Linked DNA regions of Homo sapiens: region 2 is linked to region 1. Evidence: read pairs that join two places in POLR2A ChIA-PET (ENCODE). Cell type or tissue: GM12878. All regions are shown on one strand. Links, peaks and the distances in the headings refer to the core of each region. The heading gives the core; the rest is flanking DNA. Region 1 overlaps NFIX (nuclear factor I X). Region 2 overlaps STX10 (syntaxin 10).

Evidence for each region. ChIA-PET counts read pairs that join two places held together with the same protein. Peaks named below come from ENCODE experiments on the same cell type or tissue, not always from the same donor. Only the 100,000 strongest peaks of a DNase experiment are listed, where the experiment ranks them.
Region 2: POLR2A ChIA-PET joins it to region 1 with 13 read pairs; 7 of 35 experiments call an interaction of 5 or more read pairs at or near these places.

Annotation. Positions count from the first base shown.
Region 1 is chr19:13,019,229-13,024,596 of GRCh38, forward strand. All of the region lies in intron 1 of NFIX (nuclear factor I X), which reads left to right. Among named protein-coding and RNA genes, the nearest start is that of NFIX-AS1, 6.8 kb to the left of the region's middle. RefSeq lists enhancers at 3,619-3,748, 4,182-4,694. In GM12878, for the core only: no CTCF peak of the experiment used is centred there; a DNase peak (open chromatin) is centred at 3,415; H3K4me3 peaks cover 1,622 bases; H3K27ac peaks cover 420 bases; H3K27me3 peaks cover 174 bases.
Region 2 is chr19:13,142,083-13,147,450 of GRCh38, forward strand. It overlaps STX10 (syntaxin 10), which reads right to left. Exons shown (of 8, transcript NM_003765.3): 5 at 3,206-3,313; 6 at 2,682-2,788; 7 at 2,495-2,589; 8 at 1,976-2,404. The coding sequence ends at 2,328. Among named protein-coding and RNA genes, the nearest start is that of STX10, 5.6 kb to the right of the region's middle. In GM12878, for the core only: no CTCF peak of the experiment used is centred there; no DNase peak of the experiment used is centred there.

The DNA of each region.
Region 1 (5,368 bases), core at 369-5,368:
AACCTATCTCAGTCTGGGAAGATTATTTTGTTTCCTTGAAGAATTTTTAACACTGTATATGTGAGTGAGGTGCTGTACATATTTTCCTATTTTTCTTCAAATAATCCATACAGGCTCAGTGGACAGGTCTGTTGTGTAGAGTTTTTGAAAACCATGCATTTCTTCTCATGGAGAAGCAGTCATTTTCCTTAACTGGTTTTTCTTTCTCTGCCGCGGTGCAGAGCCCTTTTCTGTCTTCTTATTTTTCTTCCTCTGCTGTTCTGTTTCCCTCCATCTTTGTCCTTCTTTCTTTTCAGTTGTGGGCCTAGCTTGGCACTCTCTCTCCAGGTTTGGCTTTTTTCTCTTTTTTCGTTCTCCTTCTCTCTATTTCTCTTTCTCCGTGGCCCTTTCAGTCTTTTTCTGTTGGGGGTACATTTCTCCTAGTGATGGCTGAAACTGGCATGGGTATGTATTTTAGAAATGTTTCAGTGAAAACTGTTGCTGGTTTTTTTTTTGTTTGTTTGTTTTTTTTTTTTTTTTACCAAATAGTACTCAACAATAAAAGACAGAGGCTTTTCTTCCATAATGGCAGCAAAATCCCTTTCCACAAACCAAAAACCCATATGAATTTTTAAAAAGTCTTATTTCTGGCTTCTCGATGATTTTTCTCTCCAATGGGGGAAATACCTTTCCCCCACAATGTTTCCTGCTTTTCCTTTTTTCCCCCCTTGTCTTTTTTTTTTCTCTTCCTATTACCAGCATCAGTGGCTTCCTTTCCCCATTTCCCATGTCCTTCTACTCTGTGGCCTGCATGTCCCCTTGCTCTTTCCATCACCTGAACTCTTACACTTGCCAGTGACTCAGACCTGGAGAAGCCTTGAATCGTATGAGGGATTTTTTGTCTTGATTCTGGTCTTTGGTGCAGGATGTAAAGCGGTCTGATCTCCTGCCTGGGGCTGGAGGGGAGAAGAGAAGGAGGCTGGGCTGGGAACAGGTAATCTTCCAACAGGAGCCTCCACTCTTTAACAAAAGGGGGACAGTTTCCTTTTGTCTAGGGCTCATGAGGGGCGTGTCTGGGCTGATGGCCGCCACCAGTGGCATGCAGGAGGAGGGGGCCCGCAGTGAAGGGTGCTTGAAATGTTTCTAATGGAACCCGAGCAATTCCTCTGTGTGCGCCCAAAATAGGAGGGGAGGAAGGGAGGGAGGGAGGAAAGAGAAATAGAGAAAGAGACCTTCTCATCTCCCGAAGCATCAGAATATCCTGGCCACTCCTCCAGAAAGGCCTCCTCCACTGGGAGCCAGCAGCCCATAGAGAGAATGGGGTGAGGGGAAAGTATTTGCCTGAGAATCTTCTGCCCACCTGCAAGGTTATAGCCACTGGCAGGAGAAGGACAATTGACAATTGTTCTTCCTCCAACTTTCTGCCCTGGGAAAGGCCTGTTGCTTCTTCTGTTAAGAGAGCCTTGAGGGGGTGCTTGGGGCTCTTTGTAGGTCCCTGAGGCTCTATTGAGACACTCTTCTGCCGCCTCTCCTCTGATCTCTCCGCCAGTCCGTGGAGTTTTGACCCCCAACCCCTCTCCAGGAGCCAGTCGTGCATCTTGTCCTGTTTCCCTAACTTCTACATGGATCCTTCCATCTGTCATTTCCCAGCTGTGGGACTGTTGCTGCCCCCACCTCTATCCCTGACCCAGTTGTACCACCAGATTCAGATTCAACCCATGTCGAGCATGTCTCTTCTACTGTGGCACTGTGGTCTGTGAAGTGGAACATGCCAGGATTCTCCAGGAGGCTCGTGTTGGCCATTTTCTGTTTGGTGTCTAATATTTAGTATAAATCAGAATACAAGAAAAACACCTCCATGCCAAATATAAACTCACTTGTAGTTTTTAATGACCTCATCTTGACTTTAGAAGGTAAAATTGTTTCCACAAGGTGGAGAGGCAGGATTTGGTACCTTATGTCATGTCTCTGAGCTAACATCTTTGGCTGATTGGACTGAAGCTGGTTATTAACATGATGTGAATTATTGGACACCACCCTAAGAGGCCTGTCTCTGATACCACCTGCCTTCTGTACTCTCACCTCTAACCGTTTCTTTCAGGGATCAGCCATGAGCTCAGTTCACTTGAGATGGATAATTCAGGGCACAGACTGGGGTCCCAGGTGTTGGGCAGCCCCTCTCCCATTGTCAGGGTTCAGCGCCAGCCCAGGGCTGGATGTTTTATTTTGGCATGCCCCAGGTGCTCTTCCGGGAACCTTTCTGCCAACATAAAGGCCACAAAGCACAGGGTTTCAGTTGGGGAAGAAAGGGGCACGAGTGAGCAGTGACCTTTTTTCCGTCGCCAGCTGAGGACTGAGCCTCGCTGAGGGAGAGGGCGGCTGTAGGGATGGGGTTCTGAGTGGAATTGGATCCCTTTCTCCCTGTCTGCAGCCACATCCTTCTTCCTCTGCTTTTCCTTTTATGTCATATCTATTTCCTTCTTACTGTGTTTCGAAGGCCTCAAGCATGGCTGCTCCATAGCTCTAACTGGAGAGACCCCCTCAGAAGTGGGACTCCCCTACCCAGTGCTCACCCTTTCTGCTTGCTGTGAGGAAGGTCCCCAAGTGGAGGACCAGAGCAGGGGCTCCCCGGTGGGTCACTTCTCTGTGACTTGATTTCCCCCAGGTGGCCTGTTTTTGATAGAGCCCTTTGCTGTTTTTTGTTGTGTCCTTTCTTAGCTCTTTTCTTTTCATTTGGGTTTCTCATTTTATACTTTTGCACTTTGCACTGCTAGGGTTTGGGCTCTTTAGTCTAAATTGATTTGGGAGACAGGTAAGAAAACTAATCTCAGGTCAACTGGAGAGGGCAGATCTGGAGAATTAAATGCCTGTGCAGTGGTGAGGGGCGTTGGTCAGATTCCTTGCCTCTGCTCAGAGGTAGTGTCCATCTTTTTGCCTTTGTCACTTCTCCCCGGGTCTGGCTGTTGTTTGTGGCTGCGTGTAGAGCTTGTCAGGCGGAGTGCTGTGACAGGAGGCTATTTTAATAAACTGTTGCAGTTTCTCGAGCCGAGCTGTGTTGCGTTGGCATCCCTCGTCACCGCTAATGGAGTGTGCGTGGCTGGGTGTGGGCCGAAGGAGGAGGCTGAGCTTGCTGGGGGCTGGGGGAGAAGGGAGGGACGTGTGGGGTGCTGGCCTCCCCCTTGTCTGAGAGTGCTCCTTCAGCAGCCAGACCTGGGGGCATCACAAGGTGGCAGTACCCTGGGCACCAGATCCCTGCCCTGGAAGTACTGCTGGCATGGACACTTTCTGAGCTCTCTTTCTTCTTATTTCTATTCATAGCACCGCAGGCCCGTGTGTATGTGGCCGGGGAGGAAAACTTCCACTCGCCCCTGTGTGCTCCATAGGAAGAAAAAAAAAAAGAAAGAAAGAAATAGAAACAGAAAAAGAGAGTGTGCAGGCCCGAGAGAAAGACTGAAACCAAAACACAGAGAGAAGGCGCAGCTGCTTCCCCAAGGCCTTCTGGGGCTCCCGCCCGCCAGCCCGCCGGGAGTCAGGCCTTTATTTATTTATTTTTCAGGCTTAAAAAAAAATTTCGAGTCTTCCACAATCCCAGTCCCCCCCAATGCCCCACCCCACCCCCAGATTTGCTGGGTGGCTGCTGCCAAATGGACCCGAGTGGGAGCCTGGAATGAAAAATTCATAACTGCTGGACTTTGCTTGTTCATTAGACGTGAACTTGTCGATTGGGCAAATTGTTTTTGGTCTCCAACTGCCGGGGGCTCTCCCCACCCTCCCTGCTCGCCCGGTTCCCTCCTCCCCTTGGACGCAGCCATTGGCTGCTCGTGGATGTCTCTTTGCCAAATAGGTGGATCCTTCTCTCTCTTTCTCTCTCTCTCTCTCTCTCTCTCTCTGTCTCTTTCTCCCCCCACCCCTTTTTACTGGCTTGGCACAAGCAAATGGATGGGGATTGAGCCTGAAAGGAGAGAGAGAGAGGGAGTTTGAGAGAGAGAAAAGGAGCAAAAAAAAAAAACACCCCAAAAACCCAACCAGTGCGCACACACACGCGCACACTCACACACACGCCCCATCCCATCCACGTCCTCCCTCGATCCTCGATCTCTCCCTCCCCCCCTTCTTCCTTTCCTCCCTCCCTCGCTCCCTCTCTCTCTTTTGCACGCGTCTGCCAGCAACGGTCTGCAGCCGGTCAGAACTCGTCCTCTTCCCCGGGAATCTGCGAGCTCCCCCTTTTCCTCCGATCAGGCAGCTCGAAGTTTACACCCCTGTGCCGCTGCCAAAGCCGAAAGCCTTTTTCTTCAGCTGCCGCTTTTTCCCTCCTGGGTTTTGTTTTTGTTTTTGTTTTGCACGGGGGTGGGGTGGGGTGCGTTGTTGGTTGTGGGGAGATGGTGGGAGGCTGGTTTTGATTTTTAAATTTTGCATTTTTTTCTTTTTTTTTTTTTTTAAACTGGAAGAGGATGCACAGGGGAAGAAATTGAAAAAAAAATTTTGTTGGCTTTTGTTTACCTGGCGTGTGTGGCAGCCGGCTCGCTCCCTCTCTCTGCTTGCTATCCCTGACCTTTCTTTCTTTTTGCTCCTTTTCAAAAAAAATATTAATTTCCCCCTTCTGTGCAATGGAGCATGGGGGGGGGGAGGAGGGGGAAGGGTTTGAGAATCCACCCAAGCCCGGCCCCTATTCCCCAGAACACCAATAATAACCCCCTTTAAAACATTTACCTTCCTCCCCTGCTCCTCCTCCTCCCCCCTCCCCCCACCCGCCCCCAACTCACAACTCTTTTGAGTCCAGAATCTCAGAATCGGGCGTTGGGCTTTGCCGGGTGCTTCAGATCAATGGTAATTATTTAATTTTTTCCAGTTTTATTTTTGTAAACAGAAATCAATTATTATTTAAACTTCAAACAAGCAAACAACCAAAAAAAAAAAAAAAAACCAAACAAAACCGAGAGAGCCCATCCTTCTGTCACCTGACTGAGTGGGAAAAAGGGTGAAGGGGTTGTGGGAGGCTGGGGAAGGGGTCGCAAGAAGACCCATGTAGCTTTTAACCCTAATGTGGCCGAGACAAGCACCTTATTTGTGCTAACAAGAAGTGTTTTGTTCATTATTACTGTGATTAACATTAGTATTGGTGTCGATAACAAAGCTGAAATCACATATTTAGGATTTAGGTCTGATTAAAAAATGTTGGGGTGGATGTTCCAACTGGATCAGGAGAAAAGAAAATGAAAACAGCCTGGGGAGAGGGAAGCCTGATCTGTTTCCTCACTCGCTTGCTCGTGGATGTCATTTTCTGTCTTCTTGGGGGCGGCCAAAAATCGACCGGTGTCGGGGACCAGAGGCGGCCCCGCACGCCCCCGCGTGTGCGTCCACGGGCGTCTGTGCAGACGGACACTGTGCC
Region 2 (5,368 bases), core at 1-5,000, 120 kb after region 1:
GGCTCTGTCAATTTTACAGCAACACTGGCTCACTCGGTGCCCGCCTGTGCCGTGGCTGATATGCCAAGCCCCAGAAACACATCCCATACACACACACTCCACGCCGCATTCAGAAGAGCATTCATGCATTAAAAGAACATAAAAGAGATCGGCAGGGCGCAGTGGCTCATGCCTGTAATCCCAGCACTTCGGGAGGCTGAGGCAGATGGATCACCTGAGGTCAGGAGTTCGAGACCAGCCTGGTCAACATGGCAAAACCCCATCTTTACTAAAAATAGAAAAGTTAGCTGGGCGTGGTGGAGTGCGCCTGTAATCTCAGCTACCCAGGAGGCTGAGGCAGGAGAATTGCTTGAACCTGGAAGGCGGAGGTTGCAGTGAGCCAAGATCGCACCATTGCACTCCAGCCTAGGTGACGAGCAAAACTTAGTCTCAAAAAAAAAAAAAAAAAAACGAGATCACAAAATTTAACCGATATTGGAAATATCTGGGTGAACAAGAGGGTCCCAAGAATATGAAAGGACAAATGGTTCTATCAAGTAGGAAAAACCATGGATGCACCGTGGGTCCCCATAGACTCAAAGATAACACAAGATTAAAGTAACTGGGCTGGGCACGGTGGCTCATGCCTGTAATCCCAGCATTTTGGGAGGCCGAGGCAGGTGGATCACCTGAGATCAGGAGTTCAAGACCAGCCTGGCCAACATGGCAAAACCACGTCTCTATTAAAAATACAAAAATTATCTGGGTGTGGTGGCGGGTGCCTGTAATCCCAGCTACTCAGGAGGCTGAGACAGGAAAATCACTTGAATGCGGGAGGTGGAGGTTGCAGTGAGACGAGATTGCGTCACTGCACTCCAGCCTGGGTGATAGAGCAAGACTCTATCTCAAAATAAATAAATAATAACATAGAAGCCAGTCATGATGGCTCACACCTGTAATTCCATTACTTTGGAAGGCTGAGAGAGGAGGATCAGTGGAGCCCAGGAGTTTGAGACCAGCCTGGGCAATATAGGGAGACCCTGTCTCTACAAAAATGAAATAGCCAGGCGAGGTGGCATGTGCCTGTGGTCCCAGCTACTTGGGAGACTGAGGTGGAAGGCTGCCTTGAGCCCAGGAGTTCCAGGCTGCAGTGAGCCATCATTATGCCACTGCACTCCAACCTGGGAGACAGAGTGAGAGAGACCCTGTCTCAAACAAACAAACCCAAAATAGGCCAGGCACAGTGACTCATGCCTGTAATCCCAGCACTTTGGGAGGCTGAAATAGGCGGATCATTTGAGGTCAGGAGTTCAAATTCAAGACCAGCCCGGCCAACATGGCAAAACCACATCTCTACTACAAATAAAAAATTAGTTGGGTGTGGTGGAGCATTCCTGTAATCACAGCTATTCAGGAGGCTGAGGCATGAGAACCGCTTCAACCCAGGAAGCAGAGGTTGCAGTGAGCCGAGATCACGCCATTGCACTCCAGCCTGGGCGACAGAGCGAGACTCTGTCTCAAAAAAATATAAATAAAAATAAAAAGATCAAGAGAACCTAAACCATTAAAAAAAAGACTCGCATGGGTGCGGTGGCTCCTGCCTGTAATCCCAGCACTTTGGGAGGCTGAGGCAGGCAAATCACTTGAGGTCAGGAGTTTGAGACCAACCTGGCCAACATGAGGAATCCCATCTGTACTAAAAATACAAAAATTAGCTGGGTGTGGTGACACACACCTGTAATCCAAGCTACTTGGGAGGCTGAGGCAGAATTGCTGGAAACCAGGAGGTGGAGGTTGCAGTGAGCAGAGATTGCACCACTGTACTCCAGCCTGGGTGACAAGAGTGAAACTCTGTCTCAAAAAAAAAAAAAGAAATCCGGAACACGCACATGTGCACACACACACTGGAGCACTTGTGCAAGCAGTGGCTTAGAATGGGAGTCCCAATCAGGGCTCGGTCACGCATTTGCAGTCAACACACACCACACGACACAAATACGTATAAAAAAGGCTGACATTTTATTTCCAGGTTGGCACGTGTATAAGGCACAGGGGCAAATGGCTTTGGGGTCCTGGAACTGGAAATGGAGACAGGTGTGTCTCAGGTGTCCCTGCCTCCACCACCCCCTAAGTGCACTTGAGACAGGACCAGTGGTGGTGGTTCCAGCCCAGGGTCCTGAAGGGTCCCACTGGCTCTAGGGGAGAGCCATGGGGACAGCTCCCCAGGCGGGACCCTCTACTCTCCAGCTACCCAGGAGGGACCCTCTCCTCCTAGGGGGCGAGGCCAGCTCCAAAGTGCTTGGTGGCTCCCCAGGCTTAAGGGACCAGCCTGCCAGGGAGGGCTGGGGTCAGAGAGAGAATAGTAAGATGAGAACGAGGAGAAGCACCCCCACTAGCACGGCGATGGCACACCACTGTCGGCGGTCTGGGAACGAGAAGGTCAGGGGTCACGGGGAGAGGGTACCACCTACAACCTGCCCCCACCAGGACTGACCCCTCCCCTGAGGGGACTCACCACTCGTCATGTGGGATACTTTGGCCAACTTCCTGAGGACCCCGTCCATGCGGGACTGGGTGTGGTCCATCTCTTGGGCGAAGGCATCCAGCATGCTGCCAAGAACAGGATGGCATCAGCCCCAGATGGCCCAGACACACCAGGGTGGCCGAGAGCCCCTGGCCCACCCCCAGGGTCCTGGCCTCACATGCCCTGCTCGTCCAGCTCTTCTCCAACGCGGCCGGACATGTGCTTCAGAACCTGGATGCTCCCAGACACCATCTCCAGCTGTTGATCCTGTTCATCCATGATCAGCTGCAGAGCGAAGGGGTGGGAGATGCTGTTGAAAACGACCCCAGAAGGCCAGGCGCTATGGCTTATGACTGTAATCCCAGCACTCTGGGAGGCCGAGACAGGCGGATCACTTGAGGCCAGGAGTTCGAGACCAGCCTGGCCAACATGGTGAAACCCCATCTCTACTAAAAATATAAAAATTGGCCAGGCATTGTGGTGGGCGCCTGTAATCCCAGCTACTAGGGAGGCTGAGGCAGGAGAATCACTGGAACCTGGGAGGCGGAGGTTGCAGTGAGCTGAGATCGCGCCACTGCACTCCAGCCTGGGCGACAAAGCGAAACTCCATATCAACAACAACAACAACAAAAAGGGACCCCAGACCTCAGATCAGTCTGCAAGGCTCTCCCCTCCCAAGATCCACCCCGCTGGCCCCAAAACCTGCTGTGTGGCCTGCTGCTCCTCGATGTAGCGAGATGTGGCCGAGACTGCGCTGGCATCCAGCAGGTCGCTGGGTGACTTCTGGGCAGCTGGCTTGCCTGCGAGTATCTGCAGGGGCACACAACATAGGCTCAGGGAGAGACCCCAACTCACAGCGGGGCCTGTGGGGCAAATCCCCACGGTGGTAAGTCAGGGGGGCAGACTCTGGGGCAGGACAGCCTGCATTCCCCACTCACCACTTACTAGCAAGGTGACCCAGAGACCCCATCATTTGGCTTCCTTGTGCCTCAGTTTCCTCATCTGTAAAATGCAGAGAGCAGGATGGGGCATGGTAGCTCATGCTTGTAATCCCAGCACTCTGGGAGGTGGAGGTGGGCAGATAACTTGAGGTCAGGAGCTCGAGACCAGCCTGGCCAACATGGTGAAACCCCATCTCTACTAAAAATACAAAAATTGGGCCGGGCACAGTGGCTCACACCTGTAATCCCAGCACTTTGGGAGGCCGAGGTAGATGGATCACGAGGTCAAGAGTTTGAGAGCAGCCTGGCCAACATGGTGAAATCCCGTCTCTACTAAAAATACAAAAATTAGCCAGGCTTGGTGGCGGGTGCCTGTAATCCCAGCTACTAGGGAGGCTGAGGCAGGTCAGAATCACTTGAACCTGGGAGGCTGAGGTTGCAGTGAGCCGAGATCACACCACTGCACTCCAGCCTGGGTGACAGGTTAAGACCTTCTCTCAAAAAAAAAAAAAAAAAAAAAAATTACCGGGTGTGGCAGTGCATGCCTGTAATCCCAGCTACTTGTGAGGCTAAGGCAGCAGAATCGCTTGAACCTGGGGGGCGGTGGTTGCAGTGAGCTGAGATCGCACCACTGCATTTCCAGCCTGGGTGTCAGAGTGACCTTGCCTCAAAAAAAAAAAAAATAAAATAAAATGGGAAGAGCTAGAATCCGTGTTTCCTGGGTTGAAATGAGGATTTAAAGAATTAATTGATGGGGGACACTTACAGCAGTGCCCAACACATAGTAATGCTAGTAAATGTCACATTTTACTATTTGTTTATTTTTGGGGGGATTTTAGCTGGGATTACAGGCACCTGCCACCACATCCAGCTAATTTTTGTATTTTTACTAGTGATAGGGTTTCCCCATGTTGGCCAGGCTGGTCTCGAACTCCTGACCTCAAGTGATCCACCTGCCTCAGCCTCCCAAAGTGCTGGGATTACAGGCGTGAGCTACCATGCCTGGCCCAACAGATGTTTGTTTGTTTGTCTGAGACAGAGTCTTGCTCTGTCACCTAGGCTGGAGTGCAGTGGTGTGATCTCGCCTCACTGCAACCTCCACCTCCCGGGTTCAAGCAATTCTCCTGCCTCAGCTTCCCAAGTATCTGAGATTACAGGTGATCACCACCACGCCTGGCTAATTTTTGTATTTTTTGTAGAGACAGGGTTTCATCATGTTGGCCAGGCTGGTCTCGAACGCCTGACCTCAGGTGATCCACTTGCCTGGGCCTCCCAAAGTGCTGAGATTTTAGGTGTGAGCCACCGTGCCCGGCTCCAACAGATGTATTTTAGAGTTTGGACTTGAATTCCCCCAAGGCAGCACATCTGGAAGGCACGTGGGCACTGCTATGGGATGACAAACTGGGAGGAGCCTCAGTCCCCCACCCTCCCCGACCCCACGTACGCTTATGAGGGAGAGAGAAAGGCTGGTGGTTCTCAACATATGAAAAATATCAACAGAGAACACCAAGAGAAAAAGTGGACTGACAGAGGTGGTTGGGAGAAACACAGAAACACACACACACACACACACACACACACACACACGGCAGGCACATTACAGAGGAAACTAGCAGATATTAGGATATGAGGGGGGAAAATGCAGATACACTCAGAGGCCAAGTGCACGCACCCAAATAGGTTAGGTGCATGCACAGATGAAAAGGCGGGGGCGGATCACCTGAGGTAGGGAGTTTGAGACCAGCCTGGCCAACATGGGGAAACCCTGTCTCTACTAAAAACACAAAAATTAGCTGGGCATGGTGGCACACTCCTGTTGTCCCAGCTACCCAGGAGGCTGAGGCAGGAGAATTGCTTGAACCCGGAAGGTGGAGGTTTCAGTGAGTCAAGATTGCACCACTGCACCCCAGCCTGGGCAACATGC